Linked DNA regions of Mus musculus: region 2 is linked to region 1. The links are chromatin loops, found by intact Hi-C in ENCODE. Cell type or tissue: heart. All regions are shown on one strand. Each heading gives the region's core, and the rest is flanking DNA. Links, peaks and the distances in the headings are about the cores only.

Region 1 (9,971 bases), core at 1,223-9,222:
CCTGGTGAGTGTTCTGATCCTCCCATTCCTCAGGCTGAGTCTATGGCCAACTTCATTTCCACATCCATGGCCGATTGGAGACCTGCTCTGTTATGACTATTTATTCTGCTTCTCAAATCCACCAGAGCATTTGCTTAGACACCAAAGCAATGGCTACTGCAAGGAAAGGTCTATTCCCATTCTCCACAAGTCTGAGACTCATGCAGGTTACAGATCTCACACTCAGGTCACCCCCAACACAAACTGCTATAGCACACATGTGTGTATGCTAAAAGTGGGAGTCTAGAAATTTTACGGTTTGGTTGTTTATTTAGGGTCATGCTGGTTTGATAATTCATTGATCACTACTATGTTTACACCACTCTACATATCTATATACAAACACAATACCTCTATTAATAAATATGGATGAATGAATCTTAATATCCATTCAGTGCTAACATCTGCTACCCAGCACACATTGAATTAGCCTAAGTGTCCCATAAAAATTTTCACACTGTTATTTTTTCATCCAGAGACCAAATCAAAGGTCACATAGCACTAACATCTTTGAAGAGAATGTCTCCATCCTGAGGACTCGGTGAACAGAAGTGACAGATACTGACCAGCAAGGTCACAGCCGCAAGTGAGTGTGTGAGTGGCATCTCTGAAGAGACTCACATTTCTACCCTCACTCCTGCTGACTTTATGGAATTCACACCACTAACTCATATGCATGTGTCAAAACATCTCGTTTAAATGTCAAATACCATCACTCTTACCTTTTTATTTTTAAATCAACTTTATAAATATATATCCCTGAAAAAAAAACAACCCACCATACATTCACAAAACCTACTGGGTTCTGTGTCATGCCAATGCCTCCCTAATCCTTCTTTCTATTTGGGCCTCAGATTTCTTCCCAGAATAGATTGCTGTGAAAATGAAGCCAGTGGGGGGTGAGGTGTAGGACGCTCACATTCGGCACTTTGACATGACAGCAGCTGATAGTCCTTAGAACTTGATGTGTGAACTAAGAAAACAAAGAAAAAAGTAAGAGGAACTTTCAATTACTGCAGTAGAAAATCAGGAACTCTATCCGACAAGCCTTCATGATTCTTTCTGCAGCCATGGATCTGTAATAAGCAAAGCAACATGGCCCTCTTCTTTAGCTTCATCAGTATACTCCTGAGAACACACAGTAAGGGTCTTTTAAAAGTCATATGGAATCATATAATTTTATATCTATGTAAAATTAACACAATGCACATAAACATATGCCTATATTAAATATATGTAAATATATGTGCATAATTTAAAGGAAGTTATGTCTCTTGGGGTCATAATGTTACCCTCAAAAAAATCACAGACTAACAAAAACCCCAGTACCAAGCAAGAGAATCATCCTTTTGAGTATTTCTCCAGGGAGTCCAAGAAACTCCAAAAGCCATATAGACAATTGCCGTTCGCTCTTGGTCACCTCCCAGAAAGCCCTATTGCTGAGGACACCGCAGACTTTATACACAGGATTCAGAGGAACTAGAATCCCTCACCAGAAAGTCCCTCTGTGAGGACTGGCTTGATGGTACTGAGAGGTACTATGTAAACTACAGATTGAAGAAAACATCTAACAGGCCGATCCAACTGCGATGCCTATGCATGATGACAGTGACCGGAACAGCAAGAGTTCCCTAGAGGGATGATAGTGGCACTTTTATCTTGGCTGTAACCAACAGCTAATTGATTGGACATAAGGCAGTCAATAGGTGGGAAATCACATCTGGAACTATAAATCTAGCCAAGCACCCTTGGCTGCTGAGGCCACAGATTTCAAAGGGAACCTACTACTGCCTCCTTCCAAAACAAGTATAAGGTCTAACTGCACTCTGAACATTTATCCTTACGCCCACAGGTTAGTGTAGCTCTCATCTCTCATCAAACAGCATTCTTTTCTAAGTAGACAGAGACTTTTCCAGAAAGCCACAACTAGTCAAAAATGCAGAAAACCTCCGACTTTGGAGTGCCCAGATGCAATTGAAGCATCTCCAATACATCTCCTGCTCCTAAGGCTCAGAGAACATTGAGGAATAGGGGGCAGAAAGACTGTAAGGGCTAGAAAACCAGAAATCTACTACAAGATTTTGTCTTCTAGATAACAGGTAAGCTAGACCCATGAAATCTCAGCAATATGTCTGCCTCTTAAAGACCTAAACAATTCCAACATGAGTTGGCATCCCAGGGAAGGATGACCCACTCCTAGATGAAGAACTACAATCAGTTAACAATTGCTGAGAGAGAGAATTTGTCTTTCCTAAAGATGAGTCCCCTAAAAGATTATCCATTCTCAAGTGGTCAGTGATACTAAACAGATGGAGCAGGTTGCATTTATATATTTATTTGCAGACATATCTGGATCTATATGTAAAAATCATAAAGAATAAGAGACATGAATTTGAAAGGGAATGAGGGAGTTAACATGGGAGGCACTGGAGGAAGGAGAAGAGGGAAATGATATAATTCTACTTCAATTAAACAAAAGCAAGAAAGAGAGCAACACAAACTGATCTTGACCTGGGATGAACTGCACTACCTGAGCAGAGCCTCCTCTGAACACATTTACATGTGGCCAAATCATCATCAGACCTATATGATGGTCCCACATCAGGTAGAAAAACCAATCTGATTTATCCTTTCAGAGAAGTTGGAAGTTCAAAGAGGCTTAGCCAGTTTGTCAAGTGATGGGGCCACCCTAAATTAAAGGAAAGAGAGAAGTATGGAGCTGAGCCTTCTCGAGGTCACACAGCCAGAGAGAACTCTACCCACTTCCCCTCCCAAGGGAAAAGAAAAGGACTCGCTGTCCCCAAGGTCTGCTTGCAGAGTGAGAGGTATCCGGGCTCCGCCCAGGAGACATGCTCTGTGCACTGCCTCAAAGTCTCACCCAAAGAACTCAAGTAGTCTGCACTCCTGTGATTCTAGAGAAAATGTTCTAAGTGGGAGGGACAGCATGTTGCTTTTTGGCTCACACCCCTGCCTGGTCAGTAGCCGGGAAAATAGTCTCTGATCTGTGCTGCTGTCACACTGCACGGCTTCTCAGGCTTCTTGTTGAGAAACCAACATACAGAAAAGAACTTGCTGGCTGGCAGCTAGAGAAGAATGGTTGACATTTTCGGGATTGGCTCAGTGACCTTAGGAATGCCGCTGGCTTCCCTTTGCGGGGAAACATGGGATTTAATGAGAGCTTCTTTGAGTTCACCTAACGTTCTAAAGGTTTATTCATTAATTAGAGCTTGGTTCAAACGCGCTGTGTTAAAATCCATGTAACTGCGTGAAGCAGGAAAGACTACCGAATAGGGAAGGAGAGACGGAAGTAATTACGTGAGGAAGAACAGGATCATGTGGGAACTCAGAGCAAGCACACCTGTCGGAATGCAAAGGGACAGGAAAAGGGAGACACCAGTGAAGGAATCCTGAAGATGTGGTGGTATATGACAGCCGGAGCTCAGGGAAGCGTGCACGTACACACACACACACACACACACACACACACACACACACATTGTGCAAAAGTAACTCTCACTTATCTGGCTAAACTGGCACCAACAAGCTCTAGGAATTCTCTTGTCTCCTTAGTGCTGGGATTAGAGGTGCCCACCTCCCAGCCTGGCTTTTTACAGATCCTCACACTTCTAAGCACTTTCCTGGCTGAGCCATCTCCCCAGCTCAAAGGAAGGCTGTTGAGGCGTCAAGGACAGACTGCATCACATCCCCATGCCATTAAAGAAGGAGAACAAGTTCAGAGTAGGAAGAACCTGGAATAAATGATGAGAGGAGACCTGGAAAGGGGGGGGGGTGGGGAAGAGCAGCCACAGGCTTGTGCAGAGGGATTTTGGGAGCTGCAGGAAGGGCTTAAGGAAGCCACGGCTGGAAAGTGGTCATGCCATTTTTTTATGTTTAGAAAAGTAGCCCCATCTGCTGTGCTATAAAAGGGGCAGAAGCATATACGAAAGAGGAGAATTAAAAAACACATGGTAAGGAAAGACAGCCGTGGCGGTGAGGGCTGAGAGAAGAAAAGGCTCTTAGCGAGATGACCCGGAGGCTGATCCAAAAGAGCATGGATCAGAAAAAAGATCTCCCTCCCAGAATCTCAGTTTCATTATTTTGAGGTAGGAATCTGACAGGAGTCACTAGAGCAGACAGGAGATGCTCTGGCTTGGCTGTAGTGTGGATACTTTCATGTGGTGGGACAGATGAAGTATGTAGGAGTGAGCATCATCCAAAGATAAGCAGAGACAACCACTACAAGAGAGGCCTGCGAGCTGACAGAACAGAAAGGAATCAAAACCATCTCTAGACATACAGAGAGAGGCAGAGACAGAGACACAGAGAGAAACAGAGAGAGATAGAAAGAGACAGAGAGAGACAGACAAACAACAGGGACACAGATACAGAGAAAGGGGGAGAGAAAGAGAGAGAGAGGGAGATGAGAGAGGTAGAGAGACGGTAGAGGGATAGAGAGACAAAGAGGGAGAGACAGAGAGGGAGAGGAGAGACAGAGACAGACAGTGAGACAGAGAGGGGGAGAGGAGGAGGGAGAGACAAAGAGACAGAGAGGGGGATAAGGAGAGAAAGAGACAGGCAGAGAGACAGAGGGAGACAGAGAGGGGAAGAAAAAGAGACAGAGAAATATAGAGGGAGAGGAGAGAGTGAGAAAGAGAGAAACAGAGGGGGAAGAGAGAAGGAAAGGGAGAGAAGGAAAGAGAGAGAGAGCCTACCTCTAACTCAGAGGAACACCAAAATTTAGCAGGAGGGAAGGATCTGCAAAGGCTTCTGGGAGAAAGTCCAGAGATGCAGTAAGGAGACAGGAGCAGCGTGAACCAGGAGCAGGAGGGAGACACTCACAACCAATCAAGTAAGAGAAAAGCCGAGAAGTGTTCACAGTATTTCACAACAAGGTTCTGATGACCTTGGGAAAATGATTTAATGGAGTGGCGGGGGAGAAGACAGATGAAAGTTGGCTAAGGATGAGTGGGAGGTAAGGAGGTGAACTCTGCATGTCTAAGCAACTTTGTCAAGAAGTTTGGATGTGGGTGAGGACAGAGAGGAAGAATGCCGGAGGGGCCACATTCATTTCTAAAGGTCTTTTATGTGTATAAGAAATCTACGTATAAAGTCAGTTAAGCTGAACAATGAATAATTAAACCATGAATTGTGAAAGGAAACAGGGCAAACTATGAAGTGGGAGAGAGACAAGCCTAAACTTGAGGCTTATTTCTCAAACTTGGCTTATCCCAGTACCCTAATGTTCTTTCTCCTTACTTCAGAGCCCCTTATCTCTGTGACATGGAAAGTCTACTCAAGAAATGAAAATATAAGTCAGATTAGCTTGAGTATGCATAAATCTACCTAAAGTTAAAAGTAAAAGCAGAGATTTCCTATGCTCCATGCATGTCTAGCACCATACAATGAGAAATTCTCACATCGGCCAGGAGGGGGCACCCCTGTTCTGGGCTTGGGTAGAGCCAGTGCATCTTGGGCTCCAGGGATTAGAAACATCCTTGGGAAGCCATTTGGTCCATTCCTCTGCTTCCATGTAGAGCTGCAAATAAATTCTGATAGCTTCCCAAGTTGTCAAATACAACGATGTGTCACTGACCTGCGTAAGTCAACACTGCCATTCTAGGTAAACATGCTGTTCACAGACTTCAGGTGGAAAACAGTTCTAGTAAACACTGAAACTGTCAATCAAACATCTCCAAAAGCCCACCATCCACTGCTGCTTATTTTCCACCATTATGCAGCGCACGCGCGCGCGCACACACACACATACACACTCACGCATGCACGCACGCATGCGCGCACACACAGTACTTTTTTTCCAATACTAGTTAAAACCAGTTTTCTTATCTGTCAGTTACCTCAGGAAATGTTTCCATATTTTTCATTTGCTAATAGTGCAAAATGAATGATAGCAACTCAGGTTTATAAGCCAAGAAAGAGAACAAGACCAGGATACAGTAGAGATGCCACAGGCCTGTCCGCATGGTCAAGGACAGCAAAATGTTTGATCTCTTACTCTCTTACCTTTCCTTGATTTCTGAAAATGTATAATCACAGATATAATTTTTTGAGGACTTGTTTGGGACTGGACCATGAAGAAGTTGTAAGGCAGAACCAAAGGAAGTGAGTATTCAGAGAGATATGACAAGGAGTCAAAACCTCAGAGGGACAGCCATACTTGGAGCACATAGTGAAAATGGAAACTACCAGGAGAAAAGAGCATAAACAACCATTAAACAAAATTACTCAGCAAGAAGCAACCACCTTTCTAGAAACAAATTTAAGGCCGTACGCACACCTCCCTCTACAGGATTCTATAACTGCTACCCAGAGATTCAGGAAGCTGTACGCACTCCTAGAAAACAGCCTTTATGAACGTTGTACACATTCCACAGTGCCATGTTTGCAGTGCTGCCTAAGTGAACGTCGACAGAGCATCCTAAACAGTCTCAGGTGGGACCCCCTGGGCCACTCTAACTCTCCCCAGTCACTTACTCAAACAGCCAGGCTGGCACCTTCCAGGGGACATCTCGGCACTGACAAGAAATCAGTGGATCTGGACAAGCTCCCTTCCAAGGGCGACCCTGAGAGGCAGTAGAGCAAACAGCCACACTCCACATGCAGCATTTTCCTAAGCTGTGGTTCTGAGCACACCTTTTCATAAACGATGCTCATTTCAAGGGCATTAGGCCACCACAGTCAGCTCTGTAGTTCACACTCATTTACTCTTTCCTTGGTTTGCTTTAGTTTTTTTTTTTTTTTTTTTTTTTTCTTGTGCTTGGAGCACATGCAGATTGGCCCGCACTGCATCCACATTCAATGCATGTTAAAGTGAAAATCTCCAAGGCGTCTGTGTCCACGGCATTCATTTTATGGAACTGGGAAAACAGAAAGAATTCTTCAGTAGGAACACATATAAGGAGCAGACTCAAAATGCAAAACCTCAACGTGTAGAATACTAAAAGAAAAGGAGATCTGCTTCTATTTCAAGAGCAAGCCTCATTCACCTTTCTGAAGGCCAGATGGAGGTGAGATTCACACCGGGTCCTGCTGACAGAAGCAGTTGTTTAGGTAGGTATGCCCATCCTCACTCTCTAAGGAATTAACAGTTCCAAGTTTCCTCTTTTTGCTTATCCTGCTGTGACTCAACAGCCAAGACAGTGTTCTCAATGAAAATCTGCTGCCCACAGTGCGAGACACCAGGCACATGTGACCACTGAGAGCCTGCAATGGTACTCATGCCATTGAGGAAGACAACAAGAACACCATTTAATTTTAATGATGCACTGAACATTTTAATGGACACTGGCGGCTAGCATTTACTGGACAGAAGGGAGGGAGAGAGAGAGAGAGAGAGAGAGAGAGAGAGAGAGAGAGTCCTGCCAACCTTCAGCAATGAGGTGAATGGAGCCACGTTATTTTCACTCCAGTCCCTTTCCTTATGGCAATGGCCACAGCTATAATTCAATAGCCAGTTGCAATACAATGTGATAAGCTGTTTCTTCCACGTCCTAAGTCCCTGTGTGCAGCAGCTGGGCACTCTATATTTTAGGTCTCACTTTATGACCTCTTTAAGGATCCTACTTGCAAAACCAGTTACAATACAAGGTTTTAGGACTAGGATTACAACATATAAACCCTGGTAATACAGTGACCGAGAGGAACTCGGGTATGACAGCGTGCTAGACACAGACCGTTTTAATGAGAAGATGTGTGAGTGTTGGAGGTCAGGAAGCTTCCCTGGAAGGGAAGGGAAGGGCTTGTGGAGGATTTTGAGTGGCACGGAGCAGATAGCCTGTCAGGTAGGTGGGGAGAGCAAGAATCCTCGGAGGCAATGGTCCTGAAGCTTCTGTGGGCTTGTGGTGGAGGTGAGGTGGAGGGCTCTCTGAGCTGGAGCTCCAAGCAAGTGTAGACCAGGCGAAGGTACAGAGCCAAGAGAAGGCCTCCTGAAGTGGCCTTTCCCAGGCCAAGTGCATGGCAGCTTCTCCTCCATTTGAAAGACAAACAGCAAGTCACTTCTCTCATCCAAGTATACTTGCATCATTTATAAAGGTGTCTCCATTTTAATGTCCTTAATAAGTTCAGAGCCTTTGTTTATTCGGGAGCCCAAGATCTGTCCCTTGAGTTTTTACTTATCAGGATGTTTTATTAGACTTGAAAAGAGGACCAAATGTTCTAAAAATAGGAGCTCCAGCAAAAATTCTACTTCTCCCGTGGAGTTAGAAATTACTTCGTGTTTATTTGCCAAATTTGCCTGAGGTTAAGATCTAGCTGAACAGCAACTACATTTCCCTCACCTAACATTTTCTGGATCTTTAATCTTCTCTATTGTGCTTCAGTGAACAATAAACAAACAAACAAACAAGTCAATCCACAAAGAGACTCACCATTACATATGAACCTTTGTGAAATTATGAAGGTTCACTCATAAGTATAAGGGAAAATCACTATATTATACAATAATTATGATGCACATAAATGAATGTTAAAAGCACATAATATGTCATGGCAAACAGAAGCCAGAGAGAAAATGGATAGACTGACAACTTCAGAGCAGTCACATGACAAATGTACAGAGCACCATTCATACAGATCCCATGTGACTGGCACCCCAAGGCTTTACTCGGTGCAAACCTCACATATTAGGAAGCACAATTCTGTCCAGCTCCAGAGGTTTGTTAACTAATAAATCTCATGTGCAGAAGGGGAGCACTATGTGCAGAAGGGGAGCACTATGTGCAGAAGGGGAGCACTATATGCAGACATTTCTACCAAGATAATTTCAGTTGTACTAATGTTTAACTTCAGTGAGATTCATGAACTCTCATGTGACTAATTGTCAAGGGCAGCAAAACTCAAGAATGCCTCTGTAAACAGCTACCGGGTGTCCTTGACGAAGAATCCAAGAGAACTGGCGTTCCCAGGAGCAGCTGTCTAAACAGTAAGGACATTTAAAAACCAAGGATAGTAGTAGTTACTCTTTGATCTCTCTTTCTGACCAGAGAAGAATTACTTAGAACAAAATTATACTTGGGGGGTGGCAATTACTAAATAGAGGTTACATAAATGATTCTGTCCAGTTAATGCTACAGTGATTTAGATGCAAGGTGTATGCTTTTCAGAACCTTCACTCTGATGGTGCTTGTAGAGACTGTACTATTTATTCTGTCTCTTGTTTGTCCTGAGGATAGATTTTAATAGCTGGGAGGACAGATGGGCCCATCCCTCCAGCACTGCAGCCACCACCTCCATCTATTCTTGCAGAGCTTATGATGAGTGGGATCAGTGGGTGAGGCGGTTCATAAAGAACCAGAGACACCCCACATACAATGCACAATGCACAATGCTCATGTAGTCAATAGTTCTTCTCCATGGAATCTGTTCTCTCCCAGTCTAAACTGTATTCTACATACAGGAGAATGGGCAGAAAGCGGCTGGCCTTCTCCTCTTATGATTTCAGCCCACAAGGACTGTATGAGTTGACTCCAGACATACAATGTCCATCATCAAAAGTCTTCCATCCTACTCACTGAAATTACTGCTAATCGACACTTTTTTCATCTGTAAGAGTTCACAGGCTGGCTTTATTTTTAGCAGTCACAGGAAGCTATTGGTTGAATATCAAGGCCACAATAGCATGAACCAGTTTCCTGAAACATGTGTAATATGAGAGTGTAATAACAGTGTGCAAATAGCCATGTTCTCACCAGCCGTAAGCACCTATAGTTCTCAAGTGTCTATACAGTTATTCCAGCGAAAACTCAAATTCCGAACTTTTAAGCAGACCAGAGGAATAAAATGCCAGTTCAGTGGTCTATGTGCCCTCATAGACCACAAGTAATTCTAAAGTAGTTAACATTCTTTATCTGTTTATTTTGCCTTAAGACAAAAAAAAAAAAAATGAAGTCTGATTTAATCAGGGGTTGTAAAGGTGG
Region 2 (9,971 bases), core at 1,083-9,082, 160 kb after region 1:
ATAAAGTTGACAATCAAGTGTGAGTGATTTGATTTCCTGGAATAGCACTGTTCTTAGACACAGGGGGGGGGTGTGCGGGGGGGGGGGATCTGACAAAGAAGAGAGGCTGTGGGCAGATGGAAGAGATGTAATTGGAAAGACACACTCAGCATGGCACCATGCTGCCAATAAATGGTCAGAATTACCTTGGCTGTCCTGACTCAGGTTTCAGAAAAAGCCTGGTTCTCAGCTGAGAGACAAAACAAACAAACAAACAAACAAACAAACAAAAATGGTCATATCAGTTCTGGGAAATCAATCATAAATGCTCAACACCCAGACAAATTAAGTTTTGTTGGCTGCCCTAACCAGCCAAAAGAGACCAACAGTCTTCAGGCTTGGTAACTGTTTTGGGTGACCATTAGACATGTATCAGAAGACGAGCACAAAATCAATCTACAGGGTTTCTATGGACTCCACATTCCTTGGTAACATCCCACAGTCAACCACTGCTGTTCTGTCTGCTTCAGGACGACTTCGATGAAAACCTTGTAGCCTGCAGTTAGATATTATCCTACAGAGCCTAGATGTTCCCTGGGATTTTGTAATTGGTTTTAGTGCATTTTGTTGTTTTTGTTGTTAAGTGACAGACATAAGCAAAACTAAAATACAGAAACAAAGCTAAAGAAACTGGAATACTCAGACTGGGAAAAATGTGTTCCCTTCTCCATCCATCTTTCTCGCACAGACTCCTTTACCCTGGTCAGCAAGCCTAGCTATCAGATCTTCTTAATTTCATATTGCATATAATCTGCAATGAAAGGGGAGTTGATACTTTCCCAGTATGTGTGAAATTTTCAAGGGAAGGACCAGTTTCAGTCAGGTACCCTCTCCTGGCCTGTCCACTCTTGCCCTATAAAAGAACAGATGGGAGGAGAAAAATAGGAGGATCCTGTAAAGGAATATTACTGTCCAGTGGGAATTGGCACCATTCCCAAAAGAAAGTGGACATTATTCTAGAAGAAAGGCTAAGCATAGGATCAAGAAGACAATATTTATATGTATTTTTATTCCAAAGTAAACAGGATATGAAGGACATTGCCAATTTTATAACTACACATTCACCAAACTCAACCCCAAGTCATAAATTTTATGCCATTTCAATTTTATAAGCAATTGTACTCCTGACCTTCTCCGCCATTATTTTCATCTTTCCTACCTCCAGATGCTTGGCTGGAAGACAGTGAGCCTCCTGGGGAGCAACTTCTCCAGGATGAAATACATTACCATGGCTTTGCAAGCATGTTACTCCTGTGTAGAGCAGCCCTGAGGCTAGACTTATTTTCTTACCATTCTAGGTGTTTCAGTCTGGCCCCAGATAACCAAAGAGGGTTTTGTAATAAAATTTTCTGATGGGAAATGATTCCATCACTGTATCATAGAACTGTAATCTTCAGTTAGACTGAAGACAAACAGCCAGTGTCCACACAGAAAACACAAGTCTATCTTAGAGTTCTGTCTACTTATAACTAGCCAATATGAAGCAGCGAGACAGACTCAGAAAAATATGCAAATAACTGAATTACATTGGCACTTATGATTGTTTCCTATGAAACATTACATTCTGGCTTTGGTGTTTTCAGTGTAGGTAGTGTTTGAGGTACTTGTTCGGGGTGATAAAGTCTGGCAAGCAGTGAAGGTGCTATGGACATCTCTTTAGTGAAGCAATCTTTCAGAATTGCCTGTTATGCCACAACCTTTACTATTTAAAATCATATAATATATAATCTTTGAAAAACAAACATTCCATCCATGTTCATACCCAGGAAAACAATTTTCCAAATGTTAGTCATGTCTGACCTTGCTTCCTGGGTGACTGGAGACCTGGCTGAGTTCAGGTTCTAGACAGGTTACAAAAGAGACCTATGGAGGTCTCCTACAAGACCAGAAGAAGGAGAAATGGAGGGAAAAGGACAGTGACATAAAATATACTAGCAGGAGAGATAGGCAGAAGCAAGATGCTTGAGTGAGAGCCTGAGGTCAATGAAATATTTCAGAAAGCTGGAGAAGAGCCAGTGGGCCCCAGTGACATTAAAAGAGCAGGGACCCCAATCTGTCAAGACAAACAATCTTTGCTGTCCAAACTCTTTCAATTCAAGGATAGTCTGAATTTAGAATCTGCCATCAAAGCTCTCCTGACAGTTTTTAAGGGTTCCTTAAATATATAATTGGAAGCAGGGATCCTCAAAACCAGTTCAACTCCTCCTTCCACAGTCCTGTCTGCTCACCACTAGAATGATGTGAAATGCACCCTTTCTTGGGTTCCCACCCATACAAGTCCATTACACCCATGAGCATAAGAGACATGCTTGATCTATCTGATTGCCATTGTTTATTTATTCATGCATTTGTTTTCTAAGATAGAATCTCATATAGCCCAAGAAGATCTTGAAATGACTCCATAGACACAGCTGCCCCAGAGATACTGATCCTTCTACCTCTTCCTCTCAAATATGAGGTTATAGACATGTACCTTACTCAGTCCATCATTTTTAAGGAAAGTAGATGAAGAGTTTGCACAGCAAAAAAGAATGCTATTTCATACTCACCATCAAAACACCTCTTATCTTGACTTTTCCTTTTGGGCAGCCTGACACACATTACTTCACAGACTTCTTCACTTAGCTTTGTACCAGTGCAAGCTTTTCTCTCCTTCCTCTGTCCTACTGCTTTACAGGAAAATGAATTCCCTGCACTTTTGTTATGGTTTGAATGAGAATTCCCCAAGCCCTCACAGGCTCCTATATTTAAATACTTGTTGTCTATGTAAGGAGGTTAGAGAACCTTAAGGAAGTGGGGCCTTTGTGAAGGAAATACATCACAGAGGGCAGGTTTGGAGGGTTTATATCCTTCTTTCCCCCAACTTCCTGTTCTGTGTCTGTCCTACCTGTGTGTAGACAAAATTGTGACCATCCAGCTTCCTAGCTCTGCCACCATCATTTCCCACCAAGATGAACTCCATACCTCTGGAATCATAAGGCAAATCCCTTCATCCCTAATTTGTTCTGGGTATGTGTAGCCATTGTCCTTTGCTTCCCTGGATCTTATTTCTGACATGTTCTCCAATTCAACTTGGTACCCCTCAGTGGATTATGAAGACATTTCCACAAAAAGTGTTTTCTTCCCTCAAGGGGACTGTAAGTGACAGCTGCTAGGATGATCCAGTTAACTTCATGTCCCCTTTATACAAGAATGGAATATAATCTTTAGTCCCTGTGCAGGGTTGATAATTAGAAATGTGTGCAGATTGTATCTTATATCTTAGGTATTCCACTTATCAGTGAGTACATATCATGTGAGTTCTTTTATGATTAAATTACCTCACTCAGGATGCTGCCCTCCAGGTCCATCCATTTGCCTAGGAATTTCATAAATTCATTCTTTTTAATAGCTGAGTAGTACTCCATTGTGTAAATGTACCACATTTTCTGAATCCATTCCTCTGTTGAGGGGCATCTGGGTTCTTTCCAGCTTCTGGCTATTATAAATAATGTATTCACTGATAAGTGGATATTAGCCCAGATACTTAGAATACCCAAGATATAAGATACAATTTGCAAAACACATGAAATTCAAGAAGAACAAAGACCAAAGTGTGGACACTTTGCCCCTTCTTAGAACTGGGAACAAAACACCCATGGAAGGAGTTACAGAGACAAAGTTTGGAGCTGAGACGAAAGGATGGACCATCTAGAGACTGCCATATCTGGGGATCCATCCCATAATAAGCCTCCAAATGCTGACACCATTGCATACACTAGCAAGATTTTGCTGAAAGGACCCTGATATAGCTGTCTCTTGTGAGACTATGCCGGGGCCTAGCAAACACAGAAGTGGATGCTCACAGTCAGCTATTGGATGGATCACAGGGCCCCCAATGGAGGAGCTAGAGAAAGTACCCAAGGATCTAAAGGGATCTGCAACCTTATAGGTGGAACAACAATATGAACTAACCAGTACCCCCCCAGAGCTTGTGTCTCTAGCTGCATATGTATCAGAAGATGGCCTAGTTGGCCATCAGTGGAAAGAGAGGCCCACTGGTTGTGCAAACTTTATATGCCTCAGTACAGGGGAACACCAGGGCCAAGAAGTGGGAGTGTGTGGGTAGGGGAGCGGGGTGGGGGGTATGGGGGACTTGAAATGTAAATGAAGAAAATACCTAATTAAAAAAAAAGAAAGAAAGAAATGTGTGCAGAGACAATTCAGAGATGTGCATCCTGGACAAGTTAGAGAATCCACCTGCTTATTCACACATCTGGGCATCTGAGTGACTATGTAAACAGTTTTCAGCAGCTTTCTTCTCCCTCATCGTAAAGGTGATTCTTCTTTATAGAAATAAATTCTAACACTTACTTTGCCATCTCATACAAATCAGCTCTGACCCTATCTGGAGTACTCCTCAAAGCAACAAGCTATCATAAAAGACTTCCAGGTCCTGAACTATGAACTGTCCACAACCACCACTAACCCCATGGACTCATAGAACCTGACACATGGAGGAGGGGGGAGCCTTTGAGTAAAATCATGTCCCATCTTTACTTTGATCCTACCTAAGTCACACTGACTGCAGTGCTGGTAAATGAGAGCAAACAGGTGATCATAAGCAGAACTTCTCAGAAACTCTGAGGAGCATGAGGTCCTTCTGCTTGTGGATAATGCAAGAGACACTCACTTACATCAAAACACTTTGCTCTTCTGAATCCAGGGGATTCATTTAACTAGCAAAATTCTTTGTGATTATCTAGTTAGGACATAATCTTTAATCACTGGATATCTGATGTCCTTTCTACATTGTAATCTCATCCACATTTCCATCAAAACAACAAGTGGGATTGATATATAATAGTAACTTCATTGTTCATTCATAACTGAATGCCTGGCAGGTACCACCAGACCGGGTTAGCATGCTTAAATGCCCAGAAAGTCCCTGCCCTGTCCCTATTCACCCTTTTAAAAGTCAATGATACTCACTGGATAGCTAGAACTAGCGAAAAACCAGTGAGCCACAGGTTCAGCAGTGACTGTGTCTCTAAAGGAAATAAAGGTAAGAGCAATGGAGCAAGACACTCATGCCACCCTCTGGCACAGGCACCCACAGACGCACAGACCCATGTGTGTATATCATGCAATGCAAACATAATTTTGTAGAGCAAGCAGAACCACAACACCTGAGGCTGATGCCTGGTCCTCACACCAGAACCCCAGAGAGTCAAGAACTAAGACAGGCAATGCTGTTTTCCTGAACAAGACCCCAAGTGATTCTGAGGCACACAGAGATCTGAAGTGCACTGTTCTGTATGTATATGAAATGTGTGTATGAATGTATGTACTTATTCATCGACTAACTCCTCTCTGCTCACTGTCGCCTGATGTCATCTTTCCTTCATAGCAGCCATCTGGAACTCTCAGGCACCTTTTTCAATCATTTGTCCCCATACTCCTCCATGTCCCATGCAAATGTATTCCCCTCCCATGTCCTAAGCTTAGTGTCTGACACACACACTAAGTATTCGGCAAATATGTGTTGAAGAAATGAATCCAGAAGCCAGCATAGCCTCTTCCTCCTCCACATGCCCTGGAGGCTGGTTTTGTTTTGTTTCCTTCTGTTTCCCTCCAGAGATAACCCCTCAGCAAGATGTGCAACTGGATCCACAGTAGACGGTCTCAGAAAGTGACATCAGACCCAACGAAATGGCTCACAGCAGCCAATTCTGGCTCCTACAGGAAGGAGACATTTAAAATGATGAGTGTGCTTGGCTCACAGGCATGTGAAGTAGCTGCCACCTGTGACTCATGCACAGCTGGGTGGCCTTGCTAAATCACAGGTACACTGCCAAGGCATTTCCCAAGAAATGGATCTGCATAGCAATAGCACTCAAGAGCTCTTTGGGGAGGAGAGACAGGGAGGGGCTGGGCATTCAGGTCAGAGGCCCTGGGACTCACACCCTCCCCACAGACCTCAGCCTCTGCTTCCCAACAGCAGAAAGCCTTTCGGTATAAGTTTCTTTTAGCCTGAGTGATGCCTTTGTTTATCTTTGCTGTAGTTTTGCTCCATTATCAGGGAGTATCAGTCCTTGCATTTCCTTTTGGGCTGTTTGCCACCCTCGATTGATTAGTGATTACAGTTCCTCACATCTGTCATGTGAGCTGCAGTGTTCTTCCTACTTTGTGCTTAGATTTTTGACTTTGTTTGAGTTATTCCTCCACAGTCAGAACAAAACATGTAGAGTCACATGGGTCAAGCTTCCACCTTAGGGTGTCTGGTTATTTTGTGTCAGTAAAGAGAAAAGCCTCATGTACTCCAAATAAATAGAAATATTCACTCATTTCTCCTCCCAATGCATCCATGGTTTGTCGTTACTTCTTTTTACAGGAAAGGTTACAATGTTCATTATCAGCAGTTCTTTTTGGAAAAGAAGGCTGAGGAAAGATCAAGTTTGATATATTACTAAATGACTTACTTTTTTTTCTGCTTGAAAACTTATATTTTCAGCATTTAGCGTAGTAATTGGTTGGTATTTATGTTTGTAGAGTGAGACAGTACAATGGTACAGAATAGCATAGGTCATAAGGCAACAGATTTCCCAGAGGAACGTGTATACACATGACTGTGCCGCTTTTGCTATCATATATAAATGTTAATGCGCCTTCAAATGTCAACCGATACCAATGGGTTATCAATAGTGTCAACAACAACAGCTCCTCCTGCCTCACAGCCTTGGGTATTCCACTCCTGTTAACTCATTTAATCCTCTGGACAAGTCTATGTGGAACTTGTACTGTTCTCTTAATTTCACAGATAAGAATATCCAGGTACCAAGGGAGGAAGACCCTTGCTCTATGTCTCACAATAAACAAATTAGCAGATACTCTGAAGCAGATACTAAGGAGCTTAAAACCTCATTTGTATGCTCTCCTGTCTCAAAATAAATAAATAAATAAATAAATAAATAGATAGATAGATAGATAGATAGATAGATAAATAAATAAATAAATGCAAGCTTCTCTGGAGCCAGTAGTAGTGACACATAGGCACACAGTAGTAGTGGCTCACAGACACACAGTAGTAGTGGCATACAGCAGTAGTGACACACAGCAGTAGTGATGTATAGGCACACAGCAGTAATGACACACAGGCACACAGCAGTAGTGATGCATAGGCACATAGTAGTAGTGGCTCACAGACACATATTCTTCCTCCCAACACTTGAGAGGCAGAGGCAGGCTGATGTCTGTGAGTCTTAGGCTGGCATGGTCTAAATAGTGAAACCCTGTCTAAATAATATTTTAATATCATAAAATAACATACTATGGACAGAATAGAAAGAACTTTAAGACATTTGTGTTACTAATATCTACAAATATTGTGATGTGTGTGTGTAGATATCTAGATAGATAGATAGATAGATAGATAGATAGATAGATAGATAGATAGATAGATAGATTATGTGTGTGTTCCAAAATTGGACTAAACGTGTCCCTAGCACCAACTTCCTCTATCTCCAAAAAGGAAAGATACAACTGCCATAGGACCAATGTGAGCCATGCAGGAAGTAAAGGTGAGGTTTGAATAAGACTAGCTAGCCTGTCGGCTCATAGATTTGAAAGCTTGGTCATCAAGGAGTGGCACTACTTGAGAGGGATTAGGAGGTGAGGCCTTGTTGAAGGAAGTGTGTTATTGGGGGTGGGCTTTGGGATTTTCAAAGCCCAAGGCAGTCCCAGTCTCTCTCTCTCTCTCTCTCTCTCTCTCTCTCTCTCTCTCTCTCTCTCTCTCTCTCTCTCTCCCTCTCTCTCCTTCCCCTCTCCCTCTTCCTCCCCCTCCCCCTCCCCCTCTCCCTCTTTCTCTCCCTCTCTCTCTTCCTCCCTCTCTCCCTCTTTCTCTCCCTCTCTCTCTTCCTCCCTCTCCCTCTCTTTCTCTCTCTGCCTACAGATCAGCATATAGCTCTCAACTACTGCTCCAGCATTTGTCTGCTTGTCACCATGCTCCCTGCCATGATGATAATAAACTAAACCTCTGAAACCATAATCAAGCCCCAATTAAATTAAATTCTCTTATCAGAGTTGGTATAGTCATGGTGTCCCTTCACAGCAATAGAACACTGACTAGACAGTAAATAAAATCTCTGTCTCCTTAAACTTACTTCCCTCCATATTTTTGAAGTTCAAAATCTCACCATAAACTGCAATGATTTCCACATAGGTACCTGATATAAAATGTGCATAGTTAAAGCTACATTGAACATTTTGGCCTACATATTGAAGTCAGAAATTACTTCCCATAACCTTATATATTAAAGGCTTAAACAAATATCTAATGGAATTGTTGAAAATCGTATTAGCAGCAAATGATATGTTTGCTGTTTCGTTTGTTTGTTTGTTTGTTTGTTTTTTGAGACAGTGTCTCATTATGTATCCTAGGCTGGCTCCAAACTCACAAGCCGCTGCTCTCCACGGACATAGATTATACATAAGTGCCACTGTGCCTGGTAAGATGTCATTTATAGCTAGTTTTTATTTTTGTTATAAAAGAGTATGTCTTTTAGCTTCATGAAAGCAGTGTCTTGGTTTCTTGCCTGATGCTGTGGTAAAGCACCCTGACAAAGACAAGTTAAGGGAGGAAGAGCTTACTTAGCTCATAGTTCTAGGCCATAGTCCCTCGTGGCAGGGAAATCACACTGGCAGGAGTTTGAGGGAGCTGGTCACACCCTACCCACGTTGAAAAAGCATAGAGAGACAAACAAACACATGGTAATGTTGAGCTTGCTATATATACTGTCCAGGATCCCAGTCAGCGAATAGTGTCAACACAGTGGTCTTCCTGTAACAGCTAACTAATCAAGATAATCTTCTACAGCATGCCCATCTCCCCAGTAATCCTAGATTCTGTCCAGTAGACAACACTAACCACACAACTATTATCATCATTACAGCTTAATTGAGATCAGAAGACCTATCCACTGTGGCTGGAACCATTCCCTGGGCAGGGAAGTCTTGGACCATAGAGACAGTGAGCAGAACACCAGCCTGCAGCTGTCTCTCTCTGCTCCACAACTGTAGGTGCAGTACAAGCAGCTGCTTCAGGCTCCCGATGCCTTGACTCCCTACCATGATAGACTGTGCCTTGATCATAACCAAAAATAAGCTCCTCCTTCCTTAAGTTGCTTTTCTCGGAGTGTTACATCACAGCAACAGAAAAGTAAATAAGACGCAAAGGAAAGATGATTTTGCTCCTTTTTGGTTTAAAATTCCAAAACCAGGTAGATGTCAGGAAACAAAAACATAAACTCTTACTTCAGTAAAAGGAAGGAGTGACTTGGTATAACATTTGGAATGGGGACAGATTCAGAAAACATTTTAACACAGAAAAGGAAAGTTAAAGCAATTCACTCCTGAGATCTAACAAATGGAGACATGGGATACTCTGAGAGATAAGACTATCACTAAAACCAGACTGTCTTAGATTTGGTGGTTGATGAGCAGCAGCTGGCTTCCCCAGGACTGGCAGGGCCTCATGATAAGCAGTGATCTAGCTCTGTGGTAACCCCACACCAGTAGCTTGAACTCAACCCCCATGAGAACATTTGTACAGCCAACACCAGCCAATATCACAAATCTGAATTTTGGTTTCTGAGTTGGCTTTTGTTTTGTTTTGTTTTGTTTTGTTTTGTTGTTTCTTCTGTTGATGTTGTTTGCTTATTTATTTCTTAGAAATCTTGAAAATATTTATAAGCATATCCCGGATCCTAAGAACTAATTGTCATCACGCACTAGAAATGTGAGTCTCTAGAGACTCAGGCACAGCAGTTACTAAGGGGGGCAAGTACTGAGAAGAACATTTTGTATGAATAAAGCTGTGCACTGAACACAAAGATCCTTCAAATCCACATCAACAGGCTGCTTTTATTCCCCTGCAAGGTAAATGAAGATTCTTC

The links. Hi-C counts contacts between places; a loop is a spot of excess contacts. Peaks named below come from ENCODE experiments on the same cell type or tissue, not always from the same donor. Only the 100,000 strongest peaks of a DNase experiment are listed, where the experiment ranks them.
Region 2: it touches region 1 in a loop (3.0-fold over the local background); 6 of 42 quality-filtered maps call a loop at or near these places.

The regions. Positions count from the first base shown.
Region 1 is chr1:55,732,064-55,742,034 of GRCm38, reverse strand. All of the region lies in intron 5 of Plcl1 (phospholipase C-like 1), which reads right to left. Among named protein-coding and RNA genes, the nearest start is that of Gm32949, 150 kb to the left of the region's middle. In heart, for the core only: a CTCF peak has its summit at 5,467 (motif pointing right); a DNase peak (open chromatin) is centred at 5,494; H3K27me3 peaks cover 1,211 bases.
Region 2 is chr1:55,571,973-55,581,943 of GRCm38, reverse strand. The region is part of intron 1 of Plcl1 (phospholipase C-like 1); the gene reads right to left. Among named protein-coding and RNA genes, the nearest start is that of Gm39642, 64 kb to the right of the region's middle. In heart, for the core only: no CTCF peak of the experiment used is centred there; a DNase peak (open chromatin) is centred at 5,833.